Linked DNA regions of Homo sapiens: region 1 is linked to region 2. A link is an interaction called in ENCODE POLR2A ChIA-PET data of the cell type or tissue named here. Cell type or tissue: OCI-LY7. All regions are shown on one strand. Each heading gives the region's core, and the rest is flanking DNA. Links, peaks and the distances in the headings are about the cores only.

Region 1 (4,394 bases), core at 586-3,085, 180 kb after region 2:
CTGTGGTTTTTGTTTGTTTGTTTTGAGACGGAGTCTCACTCTGTCGCCCAGGCTGGAGTGCAGTAGCGCGATCTCGGCTCACCGCAACCTCTGCCTCCCAGGTTCAAGCAATTCTTCTGCCTCAGCCTCCCGAGTAGCTGGGACAACAGGCACCCACCATCACGCCTAGCTAATTTTTATATTTTTAGTGGAGACGGGGGTTTCACCATATTGGCCAGGCTGGTCTCAAACTCCTGACCTCGTGATCTGTCTGCCTCGGCCTCCCAAAGTGCTGGGATTACAGGCGTGAGCCACTGTGCCCAGCCTTCTGTGTATTATTTCAGCCACTTTTCCTGTGGCAAGAAAAAGTGATTCCACCATGGTTTATGGCTTTTTGCTTTTAGCATTTAATGAAGAAATCTCAAGCTGTGCATTTATCATTTCTTAATGAAACTTTGTAAATTACTAAATCGAGTATTGCATGACTTTAAGCACTGAAGAGATTGTAGTGGCTTGTCTTCATGTACTGGGCATTTAAAGTTTAAGTCTCATTAATCACATTGGCCTCATAATATTAGTTAATACCTCAAGACCCAACATACATTTACAGTGAAGAATATCACTATTAATAGTAAATGTAAATCCATGGTCTTAATAATTGAAACTGTTTGGGGAATGACTTCTTAGATGGTAAATGTTTTCAGCTGATGACTGAGCTCAGAATGTAAACAAGGGAATCAGCGGACTTTGATTTTAATGAAACCTGTGTATACCCCACGCGACACCCTGGGCCAGGGAGCAGGCTGGGCCAGAACTACACATATTAGATGGAAGGAGGGATGAACTTGGATGTGCTGATGATGTGGACAGGGCAGAGGAAGTCAGAGAAACACAGAGCATCAAACAAGTGGCCCACAGTGAAATGCATTTCCAGAACACACTCCCAGACTCGACTCACATTTCCGTGCATCTGCATTTACCCAGTTTAGGGACACTCCAGTGTCTCTTGAACAACCCTCTTAGATTTGGAGACTTTCCATCTTTTGAGTCCTGCCTACCTCAGGCAGAAACCAGAACTCTCCTTCTCAGCTCCCTTGTAGGTAGGGCACAGACATGTAACTTAGGATCTAATGAGATGCACTCACAAGAGACTTACTCAAGAGGCCACAAAGAAAGGACGCAGGCACTGCAGTGAGCCCACTTTCTGGTGGGATGCAGGTGGAAGCGTCCTGCTCCTGGGACGGCAGCGGCACTGGTGAGTGGGTCTGGGCTCAGGGGATGAGCTCTGATGGTATCAGCTTGGGCGGGAGCAGTGGGGCTGTCCCTGCAGCCTTGTGGTGTGTCTGGGGCCTTGTTTCTGGCTCTGTTTCCTCCTCTCTCAGCTCTCTGGCCCTCCTAGACATTCTGTGAACCGCCTAACAATTTTAAAATAATTTCCTTTTTTTCCCCTCAAATTAGCTATTCTATTGTTCGTGAGCTGCAAGTTGACAAAAATTCCACTAAGGGCCAACTCACTGAACTCTAATGGGAAAGTTGTACCTGTTGCCTTCATTTGATAAAGGAGACAGAGTTTTTTTTAAAAAAAGTGATGTGAGAACAAGAATTATCAGTGTGAAAAAGAAAATACAGATCTCAGCTCGAATAAGTCAGTACTCTGTGGTCCTAAATTAGAATTGGGAGAATCAATATGAACATGATGGGTGTTTTATCTCTTTCACAAAGTTCTGGCTTTGTCTACCAAAAGCCCCAGAAACAAAGACCAGCTAGAAATGAACATCCCCTTAGAGGATCACTTTTCACTAAAAGCTATTAGGTTGTCTTAAAGAAACAGCTGATTGCATGTGTGGGCAGGAAAAGTACAAGTTGAAACTGCAACATCATACCAGAAAATAAACAAAAAATCAAAGATGACAAGAATTGGGTCAAAAGGACTCAGAGCTGACTTAAAGAAGGTCCCAATGGCCAAAGAGGGTACACTTTGAACATCAGTAAGAATAAAAACAGCAATGAACCCAGACATATCAAATATGTTTGATACCAAGAGTTCATAATAATACAAAAACAAGCAAAAAACAAGTGGTTTGTGAAAGCAGTTTGTGAAACCCCGTCTCCACTAAAAATACAAAAATTAGCCAGGCGTGATGGTGGGTGCCTGTTGTCCCAGCTACTCGGGAGGCTAAGGCAGGAGAATCCCTTAAACCCAGGAAGTGGAGGTTGCAGTGAGCAGAGTTAGTGCCATTGCACTCCAACCTGGGCGACAGAGCAAGACTCCATCTGAAAATGAATAAATAAACAAATACATAGAGACTCGGGCATTTATCCTTCCTTTCCTATACAAACCTTACCACTGGGTAACCAAATAGATGATGAGAAATTTCACTTTCTAGAAGTATTCCAGAAAGTAAATAAGCAAGGAATGAAACATTGAAATCTTGCCGTTACCATTTCCTCACAAATTTAGAATTCAAGCACAGAACTCACAATATGAAACAACCAGACACGTCACCTGTTGAAGAACACACCAGCCCCTGTGAAGTCATCTTCCCTCCCGAAAAAGCAAAGCTTTATCTGCTGGCGCCTCTGGATATGACAGTTTGCGGGGAATACAAAGGACAAGGAACCCATGAGATAGACTACACTATGAGAACACAATCAGCAAAATCCTGACTGCAGGAAAGTCTCCAGAACAAATGATCTGGTTTCTTCAGTAAATAAACTGTAAAGGATGGTGAAAAAGATGAAGTGGGAACCTAAAAATTAAAAGTGACCAGTTGGGCATGGTGGCTCATGCCTGTAATCCCAGCACTTTGGGAGGCTGAAGCGGGTGGATCACTTGAGGTCAGGAGTTCGAGACCAGCCTGGCCAACATAGTGAAACCCATCTCTACTAAAATACAAAAATTAGCCAGGTGTGGTGGCATGTGCCTGTAATACCAGCTACTCAGGAGGCTGAGGCAGGAGAATTGCTTGAACCCAGGGGGCAGAGGTTGCAGTGAGCTGAGATTGTGCCATTGCACTCCAGCTTGGGTGATAGAGCCAAACTCCATCTCAAAATAAAATAAATAAAATAAAATAAAATAAAATAAAATTTAAATTTAAATTGGCCAGTCACGGTGGCTCACACCTGTAATCCCAGCACTTTGGGAGGCTTAGGCGGGCGAATCACGAGGTCAGAAGTTCGAGACCAGCCTGGCCAGCATGGTGAAATCCCGTCTCTACTAAAAATACAAAAAATTAGCCAGGTATGGTGGCGGGCGCATGTAATCCCAGCTACTTGGGAGGCTGAGGCAGGATAATTGCTTGAACCCGGGAGGTGGAGGTTGCAGTGAGCTGAGGTTGTACCACTGCGCTCCAGCCTGGGTGACAGAGCGAAACTCCATCGCAAAAAAAAAAAAAAAAAAAATTAAAATTAAAATGACCTAAAAGACATTGAAAACAAAAAGCAGGCAGAAAGTAAACTATGGTGCAAAGAGAGTCAAGCCTGGATTGTAAAACCATATAAAGAAAAACAAGGAGATGGGCATGGTGGCTCACACCTATAATCCCAGCGCTTTGAGAGGCTGAGGCGAGAGGATTGCTTGAGCCCAGGAGTTCAAGACCAGCCTGGGCCACATGGCCAGACCCCTTACCACAGGGAGAAAAAAATCTTTCTATACAAGATGGCCAAAAAAAACCCCAAAAAGTTAGCTGGGCGTGGTGGCGCACACCTGTGGTCCCAGTAACTCTGGAGGCTGAGGTGGGAGCACTGCTTGAGCCTGAGAGGTCGAGGCTGCATTGAGCCCGTGACTGTGCCATTGCACTCCAGCCTGGGCAACAGAGAGAGACCATCTCAAAAAACAAACAAACAGCCGGGTGCGGTGGCTCATGCCTGTAATCCCACCCAGCACTTTGAGAGGCCGAGGTGGGCCGATCACGAGGTCAGGAGATCGAGACCATCCTGGCTAACACGGTGAAACCCCGTCTCTACTAAAAATACAAAAAATTAGCCATGCGTGGTGGCAGGTGCCTGTAGTCCCAGCTACTCAGGAGGCTGAGGCAGGAGAATGGTGTGAACCTGGGAGGCGGAGCTTGCAGTGAGCCGAGATCGCGCCACTGCACTCAAGCCTGGGTGACAGAGCAAGACTCTGTCTCAAAACAAACAAACAAACAAAGCAAAACAAAAAACCAAGAAAGTAACCACCATCCATGTCAGTAGAGTGGTCACTCTTACTGGGGAGAGGAGGGATTGTTTTGGGAATGGGCCCATGGAGGGCTTGGCATGAGGGTTGGCAAGGTTCTATCTCTTCTCACATCTGGTCTTCTGTTTTCTTTTCTTTTCTTTTTTTTTTTTGAGAAGGAGTCTCGCTCTGTCGCCCAGGCTGGACTGCAGTGGTGCGATCTCAGCTCACTGCAACCTCCGCCTCCTGGGTTCAAGCA
Region 2 (4,394 bases), core at 825-3,324:
TAAACACAGGGTGCTGATTGGTGTGTTTACAAACCTTGAGCTAGATACAGAGTGCCCATAGGTGTATTTACAATCCCTGAGCTAGACATAAAGGTTCTCCAAGGCCCCACCAGAGCAGCTAGATACAGAGTGTCGATTGGGTGCACTCACAAACCCTGAGCTAGACATAGGGTGCTGATTGGTGTGTTTACAATCCCTGAGGTAGACATAAAGACTCTCCACGTCCCCACCAGACTCAGGAGCCCAGCTGGCTTCACCCAGTGGATCCCGCACCGGGGCTGCAGGTGGAGCTGCCTGCCAGTCCCGTGCCGTGCGCTCGCATTCCTCAGCCCTTGGGTGGTCGATGGGACTGGGTGCCGTAGAGCAGGGGGCGGCGCTCGTCGGGGAGGCTTGGGCTGCACAGGAACCCACGGAGGGGGTGGGAGGCTCAGGCATGGCGGGCTGCAGGTCCCGAGCCCTGCCCCGCGGGAAGGCAGCTAAGGCCCGGTGAGAAATCGAGTGCAGCGCCAGTGGGCCGGGACCCAGTACACCCTCCGCAGCCACTGGCCCGGGTGCTAAGCCCCTCACTGCCCGGGGCGGCAAGGCCGGCTGGCTGCTCCGAGTGTGGGGCCCGCCAAGCCCACGCCCACCCAGAACTCCAGCTGGCCCGCAAGCGCCGCGCGCAGCCCCGGTTACAGCTGGCGCCTCTCCCTCCACACCTCCCTGCAAGCTGAGGGAGCTGGCTCTGGCCTTGGCCAGCCCAGAAAGGGGCTCCCACAGTGCAGCGGTGGGCTGAAGGGCTCCTCAAGTGCCGCCCAAGTGGGAACCCAGGCAGAGGAGGTGCCGAGAGCGAGCGAGGGCTCTGGGGACTGCCAGCACGCTGTCACCTCTCAAAATGACTGGCAACAATAGCAACAAAGAGTTAACAAAAATTTGTGAGACTGAAAATTCAAAATTAAACAAATTCTATCCTTGATTTCTCTTAAATGAAAGACACCTCTGTCCAGCTCTAGAACACTAGTGTTTTAGGGAGCATAGTTTGAGAACAGATCATCTAGAACAACTTCTATTTTATAAAATCACGTCAAGTTCACAGCAAGCAAAAGGAAACACCAGAATCAGAGGCTGAGACTTCTAACACTCTTACCCCAGGTCACAGTGTGGCCACAGGACTGATCATGGAAAGGATTTAGAGGAGTCTTCAACAAGAGATTCCTGATTCTGCATAACACTGTTTATCTTAGCTTTGTCTTTCTTTCTTTAAGCTTGTGGCCCTTGACTGCCCGCTTAGAGAAACAGTCCTGCACTCTGTAGCCCAAGTCAAGGAAAAGTGCTTTACCAGCCATCACAATAGTCCAGCAAAGTCAGCAGCCTCTGTTTAAGAGCTAATGAGATTCGAGAGGGCAGTGATCTGGACATAAAACTCGTCCTTCAAAAACCCAGGCCTTTGAAGGTGGTCCCCTGGCAAGAGACGAGCCCTCCCTCCTTGTTACAAAAATGTTTTTCACTTTTTTAGCGCCTTTTTCTTCCTTTATTTGTATTTTCTCTTTCTTTCTTTTGTCTAAGATAAAAGTTCTAGGATACAAATTAGCTCATTACAAAATACCCACTTTGAAAATTTTAGAGTAATCCTATGAGATTATAAAAGCTCCGAATAACAACCACATATCAAAGAAAAGCTTGATGCAGAGTAGTGAAGGAGAAAAGCAGTGTCACAGGAAGGCCCAAATTAGCAACCTGCTAGGGTAAAAAGTGGTGAAAATTAAGCAATGTCTGTTAACAGTTCTATGCAAATGTTCAAGGTCTGTGAACCAAAACCAGTGAATTAAGTTAAGCTAGTTGGCAATGAATGAGGACCTGCATAACTGAGCTAAGGAAACCAATGAGGTAAGAGGCACCAAGGTAGAACCTTCCCAGCAAGAACTGGCACAAGACAAAAGACAACTTAGATATGAATTAAATTCCAGATGCAGATTTTAATTTATTTGATGACATTTTGAATGTATACTCCCTTTAAAACTATGTTACACACCATCTTTTGATTCCCAGAAAAATAGAAAAGCATATTTACTCATAATTAAATTGAAATAAATTACGCTGAAATAAAATAAAAATTTAAGCAACCATCTGTTACAATGTCGGTGATTTAAAAAAGCAAGGAAACAAAACTAAATGCATTTAGACATACCAATTACCCCTCTGTGAAATAAGCTCATCAAAGTCCCTTTTCAGCTCTATAATTGAGATGAAACGATTTTTTAAAAAAATCATGGTACTTGAAGAAACAGAACAGTGTAAGATAAAACATCGATGAAGACTCTTATGTAGATATAAAGATGAGACTTGTATCCAGAAGACTTGCATCCAAAATTCTAAACATTTTGGAGCTAGGTAGGACAAGAACTATGTTTGATTTGACTTTGAACTACAACATTCCTCTGCCTTGCCTAGCTCAAGGCATTCCAGCATTCTGCATTCCCAGCGCGCTCAGCAGTGCAGAGTGGAGGGGCCAGGCACCCACTGGAGCCACCCAGCCCGGCTTCCAGCCCCGCCTCCAGCTCACCAGCAGCTGACCTGGTACGAATTGCCCAGCCTCTCTGTGGCTCAACTCTATCACCTGTAATATGGAGACAAGAACAGTATCTCCTTCATAGAGGTGTAAACAGGACTAAATGATATATTATTTGCAAAGTGCTGAGAACAGAGGCTAGACTATGGTAAGCACTTATATATGTTACATGAAAGAAATAATGACCAGGGTCATTTCTGAGACACAAATTTTAAATGGTAGAGCAAGAAGAAACTAGGGGAAAGAAAGGAATACAAAAGGAAAGAGAAGAAAAGAGAGGAAAGCAATGGAAAAACAGAAGGAAAAAAGAGTATTCCAGAAGAGAGCAATAACATTTAGAGGAAATGACATGAGAGGACAAGAGGAATAAATGGAGTGGGAGTGGGGAAGAGTCTAAGAAAGAAGGAACTGGATAAACAGTGAACAGAATAAGTAGAAGGTGAGGGGGAGGGAGAGAAAGAAAAACTAAAGAAAAGAGAAACATGAATCAGATTGTTCTGAGCTAACTAGATAGGAATTAGAAGTGACAGTGGAAGAGTCTAAAAGATCATTCCCATGAGCAAGACCTCCTGAGTTGAAATCCACTCCACAGTTACATCTGAGGACCAGGATATGGGGACACTTGCTGGGCGCCCACCATTCTCAGACGCCTGAAGACACGAACGGCACCTCAATAAAGTACCCGATATGCTGCTCTTCAAAATGCCAACGGTGCCCATCCATTGAGGAATGGGTCAACAAACTGTGGTCTGTACATACAGCGGAATATTATTCAGCCTTAAAAAGGAAGGGAATTCTGGCACATGCTTCAACAGGGAGGAACCTTGAGGACATTACGCAAAGTGAGATAAGCCAGACGTTAAAGGGTAAGTAACGTATGGCTCCACTTACATGAGGTAACTGGAATAGGCAACTCCAGAGACAGAACGTAGAACAGTGGTTACCAGGGGCCAGGGCAGGGGAACAGGGAGTTATTGTTCAATGGGGATGGAGTTTCCTTGGGGTAAAAGACTTTGGAAAATGGGTGATGGTGATGGGTGCACAACAATGTGAATGTACTTAATGCCACTAAATTTTACACTAGGCCGGGCATAGTGGCTCACGCCTGTAATCCCAGCACTTTGGGAGGCCGAGGCAGGTGAATCACCTGAGGTCAGGAGTTCGAGACCAGCCTGGCAAACACAGTGAAACCCCATGTCTACTAAAAATACAAAAATTAGCCGGGTGTGGTGGCAGGCGCCTGTAGTCCCTACTCGGGAGGCTGAGGCAGGAGAATTGCTTGAACCTGGGGAGGCGGAGGTTGCAGTGAGCTAAGATCATGCCATTGCACTCCAGCCTGGATAACAGGCGCGAATCTCCATCTCAAAAAAAAAAAAATTTACACCTAAAAATAGTTAAACGGTAAATTTCACTTTCTGTATATATTTTACTGCTATAAAAAACGTAAATAAAAACTGCTGGAGATGGCCCTGGTAGTAATGACCATCCCACTCCCCCATGGTGGGAATGGGACTTCACTGGCACCTTTCCCATCATGACAATGAATAAACCCTTGCCACCCCAGGGCCACTACTGCCCACATTCAAGGCAAACCCTGCCTCCCACTGGCCCTTCCTCTGCCCAGCCACACTGACACCATTCCCTTCCTGCCACCACTGCACTCTCTCCCAGCTCAGGTCAGCAGAGCTGGTCTCCAACCCACCGCCCTCGAAGTGCTGGGAGCCAGTCACTGCTCCTGGAACAGGGTGGCTGCACCAAGTGCCTTCCAAGGTGCCTGGCACATAGGAGGTGAACAATCAATAGCAGTGACTGCTGTTATTGCCAGTGTGCTATCAAACCCCAGTCT

The links. ChIA-PET counts read pairs that join two places held together with the same protein. Peaks named below come from ENCODE experiments on the same cell type or tissue, not always from the same donor. Only the 100,000 strongest peaks of a DNase experiment are listed, where the experiment ranks them.
Region 1: POLR2A ChIA-PET joins it to region 2 with 5 read pairs; 4 of 35 experiments call an interaction of 5 or more read pairs at or near these places.

Annotation. Positions count from the first base shown.
Region 1 is chr11:130,149,684-130,154,077 of GRCh38, forward strand. No RefSeq gene overlaps it. Among named protein-coding and RNA genes, the nearest start is that of ST14, 7.9 kb to the right of the region's middle. In OCI-LY7, for the core only: no CTCF peak of the experiment used is centred there; DNase peaks (open chromatin) are centred at 1,195 and 1,799; H3K4me3 peaks cover 1,500 bases; H3K27ac peaks cover 2,449 bases.
Region 2 is chr11:129,971,514-129,975,907 of GRCh38, forward strand. All of the region lies in intron 1 of PRDM10 (PR/SET domain 10), which reads right to left. Among named protein-coding and RNA genes, the nearest start is that of PRDM10-DT, 29 kb to the right of the region's middle. RefSeq lists an enhancer at 45-592. In OCI-LY7, for the core only: no CTCF peak of the experiment used is centred there; DNase peaks (open chromatin) are centred at 1,168, 1,288, 1,768 and 2,569; H3K4me3 peaks cover 2,069 bases; H3K27ac peaks cover 2,446 bases.